2 separate regions of the Mus musculus genome follow, and region 1 is linked to region 2. Evidence: chromatin loops called from intact Hi-C (ENCODE). Cell type or tissue: heart. All regions are shown on one strand.

Region 1 (5,000 bases), 59 kb before region 2:
GCGCGCCGCGCCGCCGCAGCCCCCTCCCCGCGCGCCCCGGGCCCGCGTCCTTTGTGGAGCCTGCTCCTGTCCGGTGCTTCCCTTTACCCCGGCCTCCCTGTCCCTTCCCCACCCGCTCGCGGGATAGCCTAGCGGGGTCGCTCCAGTACTGGCCTTGACCCCTTTCTCCAGCCTCCCGAGCCCTTCTGTAGCTCCTTTGAGCCCTCAGGGACACCTAGCAGGTCGTCCCTCCTGGAGTCCCTGGGACAGCTAGAGACAGGCCGTGTTCCCGGCTCGGAGCTGAGTGAAGCAGGGCATCCCCTTGCAATCCTCGCCTCGGGGTCCGGTCTGCAGCCCTCTCCCCGGAGCCCGCAGAGGACCGCCCGGCAGGTCACTTCTGCGGTGGGGCTGGGCAGGGCGCGGGCCCAGAGGCGGCGCTGTCTCATCCCGCGGCCCAGGCAGGTGCGGCGGGGCTGGCGCTCACGCAGGGTCCGTGTGTCCTTGGCCCGCAGAGATGGACGGCGATGGCGGCCGCCGAGACGCCCCCGGCGCGCTGATGGAAGCCGGGCGCGGCACGGGGTCGGCGGGCATGGCGGAGCCGCGGGCGAGGGCGGCGCGGCTCGGGCCCCAGCGCTTCCTGCGGCGCAGCGTGGTGGAGTCGGACCAGGAGGAGCCGCCGGGCCTGGAGGCGGCCGAGACGCCGAGCGCGCAGCCCCCACAGCCTCTGCAGCGCAGGGTGCTTCTACTCTGCAAGACGCGCCGGCTCATCGCGGAGCGCGCCCGGGGCCGCCCCGCCGCGCCCGCGCCCGCCGCGCCCGCTGCGCCTCCCGGCTCCCCGAGTGTCCCCTCGGACCCTGGCCCGGAGCGAGCGGGCACGCAGGAGCCCAGCCCAGATCCCACCACCGCCTCAGCCGCAGCCGCGCAGGTCCCCGACGGCGGCCCGAGGCAGGAAGAGGCGCCGGCCCCAACACAGGAGGACGCTGGAACCACCGAGGCAAAGCCGGAGCCCGGGCGCGCACGCAAGGATGAACCTGAAGAGGAGGAAGACGATGAGGACGACCTCAAGGCCGTGGCCACCTCTTTGGACGGCCGCTTCCTCAAGTTCGACATCGAGCTGGGCCGGGGCTCCTTCAAGACGGTCTACAAGGGGCTGGACACGGAGACCTGGGTGGAGGTAGCATGGTGTGAACTGCAGGTGAGCGCCGCTGCCCCGCAGGTGGGCTGTCCGCAAATGCGTCCTTGGGTGTGTCCTTGCTCATATGAAGGGCTTTAGGCAGCCCTGGGGATGGTGGCTGGTATGTGTCACCCTCTGTGTGGGTGTCCTGCAGGATATGTGCCTCGTGTATGGCTAGCCTGTTGGTGCTGTTTCTGGACCTGTGCACACACAGGTTGAGGCTTGCCATCTTGGAGGTCAAGGCTGGGTATGTGCTGTGCCCATGGTGACATAGGCTCTGGAGTGGTCAGTGGAGGTTCGTTCTGTCAGCCCATGCTCCTTGTCCGTCCACAGAACCCACTTGTACTGGCTCAGTAGGGACTGGAGGGTAGTGAGAGAGAAGGCTGTCTTTAGGCCCTTTTCTAGGTGGCTTGGAAGCTCCCAGCTGTCCTCAAATTAGCATTTTTCCTGTACCCTGCAAGATGTATGTGTGATAACTGCAGATGCCTGCAAGGGTTTCCTCAGATTCAGGAATGATGATTGGTGGGTCTTTGGTGTTCTGCTGGCCAAGGCCAAGAAGCCCTGTCAGCAGCCTCCTGGTGTTCTAAGAGCCTGGTTTGTTCACACGTTAGCTGTGTGAGTGAAAATTATGGGGGAAAAAAAGGCCTGCCTTTTTTCTTTCTCTCTCTTTCCCTCTTCTCCACCCCCTTTCTTCCTTCCACCTTTCTCTTGTATCTCTCTCTTTTTTTTTCTTTCCTTTCTTTTCTGGAAGCAGAGGCTCAGCATGTATTTTTCATAACCTTGCCCTCACGTTAGCTGTGTCAGCCCTGGCCCTGAAGATTATATAAACCGCAACCCTAGCCGTCCTGGGGCCAGCCTTGGAAGAGGAGGCAGCTCCTGTCACAAGGGGTGTTTACAGGCCCTCCCTTACTGGGAGGGAGGGGCAGCTGTCAGGCAGGGGCCAGCTGGGAGAGTGCTGGCTGGAGGTGTAAGCCTACCCGCTGGCCCTTAAAGTTAGCTGGCCCTTCCAGGGCTGATGCATCCTGGGCAAACCTGGGTGAGCTGGGTGCCAGGGCTGCTGTCCGGTGCAGGATGCCTGCACTTTTGGCTGGGAAATGGGATGCAGGTGCTGTGTTCTCAGCACCTGCAGGGTGCTCTCTGCGTGCGTGTACAAGCTGGGCTCATTTCAGAGGTGACCTGTCATCAGTTCTGAGACAAAGAGCTTCAAAGGTCTTGTCTCCATACTGCCCTTTGGTGCTGAAATGGGAATACGGCTTCACATGCGAGGGTCAGTGGAGACTTTCAGCAGGAGTTGAGTTTCCTTCCTCCTTCGTGGTTCCTATGAGGATCACCCCTGACTTTTGCCTGGCATGTTTAGTGGAGTGCTTCTCAACCTCCCCAACACTGCAACCCTTTTGATACAGTTCCTTATGTTGTGGTGACCACTCCCCCCCCAACCAGAAAATTACTTCCATTGCTACTTCGTAACTGTAATTTTGCTACTGTTATAAACCACAATGTAAATATCTGTTTTCCAATAGTCTTAGGGAACCCCCAACTACCAAATTATTTTCATTGCTACTTTGTAACTGTAATTTTGCTACTGTTATGAATCATAAGTATCTGTGTTTCTCCATAGTCTTAGGTGACCCCTCTGGAAGGGTCTTGACCCACAGATTGAGAATCACTGTCCTAGACCTTGCAGAGAGAGAGTCTTGATTGTGCAGAATGGGTGGGGATGGGGAGGGGCAAATTCTGTGGCCCAGGGTCCTGAAGGGTGTATGCCCTGTGTCCCTGCTACCTGAAGAGGCACACAGGAGAGAGGATCAAGCAAGGGGATGTGAGTCTCGATTCTGGAGAATAGCATGATTCTTGGCTCCCCGCCTTCCTGCTCTTGCCAGATGGCCAGCGTGGCTCTCTGAGCACCTGCTGGTGCTGCTACTATGGAATGTCACTGAGGGTAGAGGACAGAGCAGCGGTGCTCCAGTAGGCTGGATGTGAGAGACTTCCACAGGCCAAGCCTGCCTATCTGGCGGAGGCATTGCAGAGTCCTGGGACTCTTGTTAATTCCTTCCCTTTAAGGCAAGGCAAGACAGCCTGCCCTTGTTGTGGGCGGGGCAGCAGAGGGTGGGGCCTGGACCCTGGCCAGGGGTCTTTGGATACTTGGCTCGAGGTAAAAATGGGGTAGCTTCTGGATTTTAGTGCTGTTCCTTGCTTGGGGGAGACTGAGAGCCCCCCAGTAGATGGGGAAAATGCCTTCACATCTTCTTCAGTGAGAGGTGCTGTTAATGCATGGCTTGGGCTGCAATGCATTGTATGGGGTTACCCTCCTTTATCTGGACCACCCTGGGGACAGCTCACATGACAGGGGTCTGGGCCTGCTTAGAGCCCCCTGGATGAGAGCCTCCAGATCACACACAAGTCATGTCAGTCCTGGAAACACTGATTAACTGTCTGATACTGTTCAGGAGATGGCTGGGTGTCACAGGATCTGGGAGATGGCAGAAGCCTGACTGGGGTGTGGGGCACAGGCTTGCTGTATAGAGCTCTGGGAGAACCCACCCAGAGGCCCCTGCGTGGTATCCTGGGTGGAGGAGATAGTTGGGCAGCAGGGATTCTACAGATACCCAGATCAGGGCATAGGCTAGGAGAGAGGAGCCAGAGTCTCTGCCCTGGGTCAGGGTAGGATCCCTATGCCTCCTGTGCTGAGGACCCCATCAGGGTATGGGCTATAGAGTTCTTGGCTCTGGACTCAGGAGGGAGTCTTGTTTATCCACCATGTACTGGGTTTTTCCTGAACCTCTGCAGTCTCCAGTGTTTCCAACTGCTGGGTAAGGCTCCTGAATCCCGGATGGCATGGTGAAGAGAGGGTCTGTCAGGACTTTGTTTTTCTCCTGGGGTGGTTAGCCTCCAAAGGGCTTTGGTCTGTTTACGCAGGTGCCCACTAAGTGGCCACTTTCATTTTTGCACCCTCAGTGGTGGTTCCAGTGTGGTCTCTACAGTGGCACACTGCTTGGAGTCTCTTTCCAGGGTTTTCTGCCAAGAGGCGGAATCAACACAGGCACAGGCCTGTTGAGTAGTTTAGAGGACACTGGGTTCCCTTTAGTGACTCTGTTTTGAAAGGGCCTGACAGGGAGAGCGAGCGGTGTGTACTTGTTCCACATCAAGGACAGGGAGATGGCCCACCTTCTCAACTGTAGCCGTGCCAAGCTGGAACTTGAATTGTCTTTTCTTTTACTCGGGGGTGGCGTGGGGAGGGTGGTATTTGAAAATATTTCCTCCTGCCCTGTCATTTATCCTTTGACTTTATCCCTGATAACAGAGTGCCTTATTTCTTTAAAAAAATATATATTATTTATTTAATGTACAAGTACACTGTAACTGTCTTCAGACACACCGGGAGAGGGCATCGGATCCCATTACAGATGGTTGTGAGCCACCATGTGGTTGCTGGGAATTGAACTCAGGACCTCTGGAAGAGCAGTCAGTGCTCTTAACCACTGAGCCGTCTCTCCAGCCCCAACAGAGTGCTTTATAACAGCAAAGCCCCCTAGAACCCGCCTGTTCTCATCGTTTCTCCCTGCTTTTGGGGGATTTAGGCTCCCAGGGTCTCTGTGCCTCCGCCTGCTACAGAAGTTCTGCTGCATGCTACTCTTGCAGGGCAGGGGCTTCTCCCTGGTGGGGCCCTGTGCCGAGTGTGAGTCCATATACCTTGGAGAGATACTCAGTCCTTGGTCCTTAGCTTGGAGACTGACTGGACCCAAGCAGAACAGTATGAGGCCTAAGCCTTGCTTGCTAGGGACAGAGGAGAGCTGGGATCAGGGTCCTCCAGTCACTAAGCGGGTCCTGCTGCTGCTGCTGCTGCTGT
Region 2 (5,000 bases):
TGCCATTTGGCTGAACTCCCAGGCTATGTCCCTGTGTCAGTGCTAGGGAAGTCCTGGGCCCAGCACCCTCCCCTGAATGTCTCCTCTTCCCTCCCACCTTCTCCCCTTACCTCTCTTCTGCCTTGAACTGTGTTTTCCTTCCATTATGGGGCACGTCGTCCATAAAATGGGCATTAATGTAGAAAGGACATGATTTGTGTCAATTTAAAGAATAATAAAAAAATACCAGATGGTGGTGATATATACACACACCTTTAATCCAAGCACTTAGGAGGTAGAAGTGGGAGAATCAGAGTTCAAGGCCAGCTTGGTCTACTGAGCAGGTTCCACAACAGCTGGGGCTACACAGAGAAACCCTGTCTCAAAAATCCAAATAATAATAATAATAATAATAATAACAACAACAACAACACCAATGTGTATCCCCACTCTGCCTAGCCTGGTCACCAGACATAACAAATTGAAAACCCTATATTCTTCCTGTGAAGGCTCTGTTTTGTGAACAGCCACACACAGGTTCATCTCATAGCTCTACCATTCTCTGACGGGGCCTCAGGATGGGTTCTGGGTCCCAGGAGGCCTGTCAAGGTTCCAGCTTTGCCCTTCTACATCCTGTATATTAGAGACTTCAGGGTCATTACTGTCCAGGCCATCAGCCCTTCCCTGAGCCTAGGCTATAGGAGGAGTCACTGTCTGGCAAGACCCTAGACTCCTGAGGCTACACAAGTGTGAAGTGTCACAGATACTAGTATCCAGATGAGAACTTCTGAACCCACCTAAAGGGTGATAAGGATGAAGATGGATTGTAGGGTGCAGATGCAGTTCAGCATGGCAGAATGAGGTTGAGCAGGGCAGGCTCTGTATGGTACTGGGCATAGGCAGTGAGGCCCATCCTGGGGGTGGCTGAAGTATTACAGAAAGTGGGAATAACCATGGTGTGTGTGTGTGAGGTGGTTGGGTAGGCCTTGCCCAGTAGAGTCATGGAGCCTCAGAATAAGCATTCTGCAAACGGTGGAAATAGCCAACTATCTTTAATGTGGTCTGAGATCACACTAATGGGACTTTAGGGATGGCCATGACCATGTGCTCTGTGCTTGGGCCACCTTTGTAGACCTCTCCCAGGGATCACTGATAGTTACTACATCTGCCTGGGCTCACTCATTCTAGGCCACAACTGACTTGGGTCATTCTGGCCTATCTAGCCTCAGCTGCCTCACGAAAGTTTCTGAGGTTGGCTTGGAAGTCCCTGGAAAGAGCCTGCTCCCCATTGTAAGGACAGAAAAAGACCCTCATCTGGTCTTCTCTTAGGGTGAGGAATGCCCTGCTGCTGGGAAGTCTCCCCACCAAGATGGTGGCTGAGACACAGGCAGGCCCCCATCTGCCTGCCAGTGGGCCGATCCCACAGAAGATTCTGTGTCCTCTGGCCTCTCTCATCTGACACTTTCCTTGGCCACACGCCCAGCTTGTGCTCTGCCAGAGTCCACGAGGCCTTCACCTGGGAGACTTCCGTGGGGGATCTTTCTGACAAGCTGAGTTGTCTCTCAAAATAAACTGCTTTGAAATGATCTGGACAATCCCCCTGGAAAGTTGGAGAGTGTTACCGAGAACGACTCCCACCCCCACCGCATACTGTTGGAGAGTGAGCTGCTGCCTAGCACCCTTCACCCAGAGTACATCCCTGTCTGTCGTTTCCCATGAAGCAGGGGGTTTCTCTTGTACTCAGAATCAAAAATACCATCAGCATGCTACCGCCATTCCTCAGGACCCTTGGATTCTTGGTGTCCCAAGCGTTAGGGGCTCCGTGGCTCTTCAGTCCTCTGTCTTCTGTGGCCTGACCCTTGGGAAGAGCTCAGACTCCCCTTTGGGGTAGGCAGTGCATCCTTAGGAATCTCACAGAAGGGGCCGCTTTGTCACCGTAGCCTGCCTGGGGCGATATGTTTCTGTCCGTTCCATTGTGTAGAATACTTGCTCTGAGACAACACAGCACAGTTATATTGAGATGTCCAAAGCCTCACAGGAGATTACCCTGACCATCACACTCAGAGTGCTCCTGCCTGTGCAGGCTTCAAGTTGGGGGAAAGGCCTCTCATGAGGTACAGTCAGGTGTCAGCCAGGGCTGGTGGCCCATGTAACAGAGGACCCAAGTTCCCTGCTGATGGGTCTCTGGGAGAATAGCTCATAATGTGGTCTCACCCAGTGCAGTAATGCCCGAGAGAAATGGGGTGTGTGTCAGCAGGAGTTTGGGGGTGGGGGATAAGGAGACTCAGATGCACAGAGACAGGAAAGGAGATAGGGTGAGACTCTTCACACCTCCCAACCTGATTCCAGTGGAATACCCTGTCCCTCTTGTCCTCACGTGTGGCCTGTATCTCTGTGTTGCCACTTATTCTGGTGTTCTGATGCTCAGATGTCCTGGATTTGCCCTAGTACTGGCTCACATGTCATTGTGCACGTCCCTGTCTTTCCCTGAGCTTGCCCAGGCAATTCTGGCTTATCTTCCTTGTTCTCCTGCCCAGCCCTGAGACATTGAGCCAGTGGCAATTCTGGTTTCCTGTGGTCTCTCAGGATTGTGGACGTCGTTTCAGGACCCTTAGGTTAGGCACAGCTCATGGAGACAAGTTATCTGCACATTCACGTACAAGTGCCATCTGTGTGCCTCTGGGTTCACGACTATTTTACTGATAGCGGTACCATGGGTCCATTCCACACTCAAGGCCAGCCTGGTCTACCTAGTGAGTTCCATGCCAGCTAGGGACACACAGTGAAATCTGGCCTTTCAAAAAAAAAAAAAAAAAAAAAAACAACTCATTTTCTTTCTTTAAAAAAAAAAAGATTAATGTTTAGACTATGTGTATGGGGGCGGGGGGGGGGTGGGCTGGAGTGGGTAGTGATGATAATATCCATAGCTGTGCAGTGCCCAGGAGTCCAGAAGAGGGTGTCAGATCCCCTGGAGTTGGAATTACTGTGCTGGGGACAGAACTCTTGTCTTCTTAACCACTGAGCTGTTTCTCCAGCATCCCCACTCATTCTCCCTAGAACTGTGGTCTTCATGAAGGGAAGGGGCTTAATCCCAGCTTTTCATGAGTCCCAGTCAGCTCCTGCGATCCAACCATTGTAGGGGTCTCTGTGTCAGGAAGTGGCTTTGCCACAGACATTCCCAGCTTGCCCTGTTTTCCCTGGAGATCCTGACATGCTCTGCTGATAAAAGGAGTTTAGGATTTTTGTCAGGCCCACATGTTCCTCGTACCGCTTTCCAATGACCAAATGGACCTCCTCCTCCCTGGATGGTCGAGGTTTACAAGATCACTGAATACTTGTTGCGTGTGAGCTGCCATCCCACACACTGGAGCCTATAAACTTCAAAGAGTGTTGAAGATCCTGAGGTGTCTAAGGAGACCCAAGGACTGTGGTAGGGGTGGTCCTGAGCACTAGGGTGTGTATGATTGTGTAAGTGATGCATGCTGGATGGCTGATCCCCAACACACTTGACCACGTGTCTGCCTTTGCAGATCGATTCTGGATTTTTCCATGAGAGTGATGTGAAGATTGTGGCCAAGTCCATCCGTGACCGGGTGGCACTGATTCAGTGGCGGCGTGAGAGGATCTGGCCTGCACTGCAGTCTCAGGAGCCAAAGGACTCTGGCAGCCCTGACAAGGCCAGGGGTCTGCCAGCACCCCTGCAGGTCCAGGTGACCTACCACGCACAGAGTGGGCAGCCTGGGCAGCCAGAACCTGAGGAGCCTGAGGCCGACCAGCATCTCCTGCCCCCTACCTTGCCAGCTAGCGTTACCTCCTTAGCCTGTGAGTATATGGAGTGTAGGGTCACCACAGTCAGCTATGTCCTTTCTCCCATCCCTACCAGCATAACCAGTTTTAGGGCAAAGCAAAACAAAGTCCTCAACTTTTATTATGATACTCTGTGAAAATGGCAGATACCCAGTGAGCTCCTGCCTGTCCTCAAGTGGCTGGGTTGTTGCTTCCAGCAGTAAGTGGTCCCCTGGAGCTTTGGTGAAGCTTTGGTCTCCCATTCCAGGCTCACTTCCTGCTAGCCGCCTTGTGCCAGGGCACATGGTGATCTCTTAAGAGAGCATGTCCTGGGGTTATAAGGCTAACAGATGTCCCCCAGGTGCTAGGACACGTGGGTCCCGATTCCTTGGCCAGTCCAGGCTTGTTCCTACTGCCTGCCCTGCAGGGTATGGGCGATTGTTTCAGAAAAAGGATTGGGCTTTCCCTACATCCCCCAGTGACTTTGTGAGCAGAGGGCCAAGGATTGCTGAGTCTGACTTCCCAGGTCAGATGTCCTTGACCTAGTAGGGTCTGAAGGAACCACTTCCACCTGCGAATCTGTGGACTGGCAGTTGGTTCTTTATTCTCTCTTAGAGGAACAGTCCTGGCCTCATGGAGGGATAGATACAAAGGCCAAGGGAAGTACCATTACCAGTCTCTGGGTGAGGGGGATGACTGCAGCGGACCACATGGTGGCTGGTTGGCTTGGAGTGTTTACCACCGAGATCATTCACCTCCGCTCTAGCTCTCAGGAGAAACCCCTGAGAGCATTTGTCCACTTTCAAGGGGTTGTCTCTCCAGAGGTGCATTGGATACAGGCTTCCTCAGAGACCATCCTGAGAGGATCCAGTAAGTCTCAGGACAGGCAGCCAGTGTCCTTTTTGCCTCCTGTGTCTGAAACCTCAGCAGTGAGCTGAGGCAGGAGACATAGCTTTGCCCACTCTGTGAACCAGCCTGGAACAGAGCAGCAGAGCTCAGTGACCTGCCCAGACCAACATTTGAGGCTATCCATGTGGAAAGGCTGAGGCCCTGTGTATTTAATATTCAGCCCCCTTTGCTGGGGACTCAAATAGCGTCCAAGAGTGCAAATGAGCGGTCCTCACTTTGAAGTCCTTTGCCCACTGTTTATTTCACCCCACGCTGAGCTCCGCACACTGTGCTTCAGAGAGATCCAGCTTGGGACCTAGAAACAATGTCCCGATTGTGGTCAGATG

Evidence for each region. A loop is a pair of places that touch in the nucleus more often than their neighbours do. Peaks named below come from ENCODE experiments on the same cell type or tissue, not always from the same donor. Only the 100,000 strongest peaks of a DNase experiment are listed, where the experiment ranks them.
Region 1: a loop joins it to region 2, with 3 times the contacts of the local background. A loop is called at or near these places in 7 of 42 quality-filtered maps.

What each region holds. Positions count from the first base shown.
Region 1 is chr13:49,142,726-49,147,725 of GRCm38, reverse strand. It overlaps Wnk2 (WNK lysine deficient protein kinase 2), which reads left to right. Exons shown (of 30, transcript NM_001290313.1): 2 at 492-1,174. The coding sequence starts at 494. Among named protein-coding and RNA genes, the nearest start is that of Wnk2, 3.1 kb to the left of the region's middle. In heart, a CTCF peak has its summit at 370; DNase peaks (open chromatin) are centred at 65, 2,075, 3,115 and 4,215; H3K4me3 peaks cover 1,479 bases; H3K27ac peaks cover 1,196 bases; H3K27me3 peaks cover 4,249 bases.
Region 2 is chr13:49,084,051-49,089,050 of GRCm38, reverse strand. It overlaps Wnk2 (WNK lysine deficient protein kinase 2), which reads left to right. Exons shown (of 30, transcript NM_001290313.1): 8 at 3,510-3,801. Among named protein-coding and RNA genes, the nearest start is that of Wnk2, 62 kb to the left of the region's middle. In heart, no CTCF peak of the experiment used is centred here; DNase peaks (open chromatin) are centred at 1,390 and 2,430; H3K27ac peaks cover 366 bases.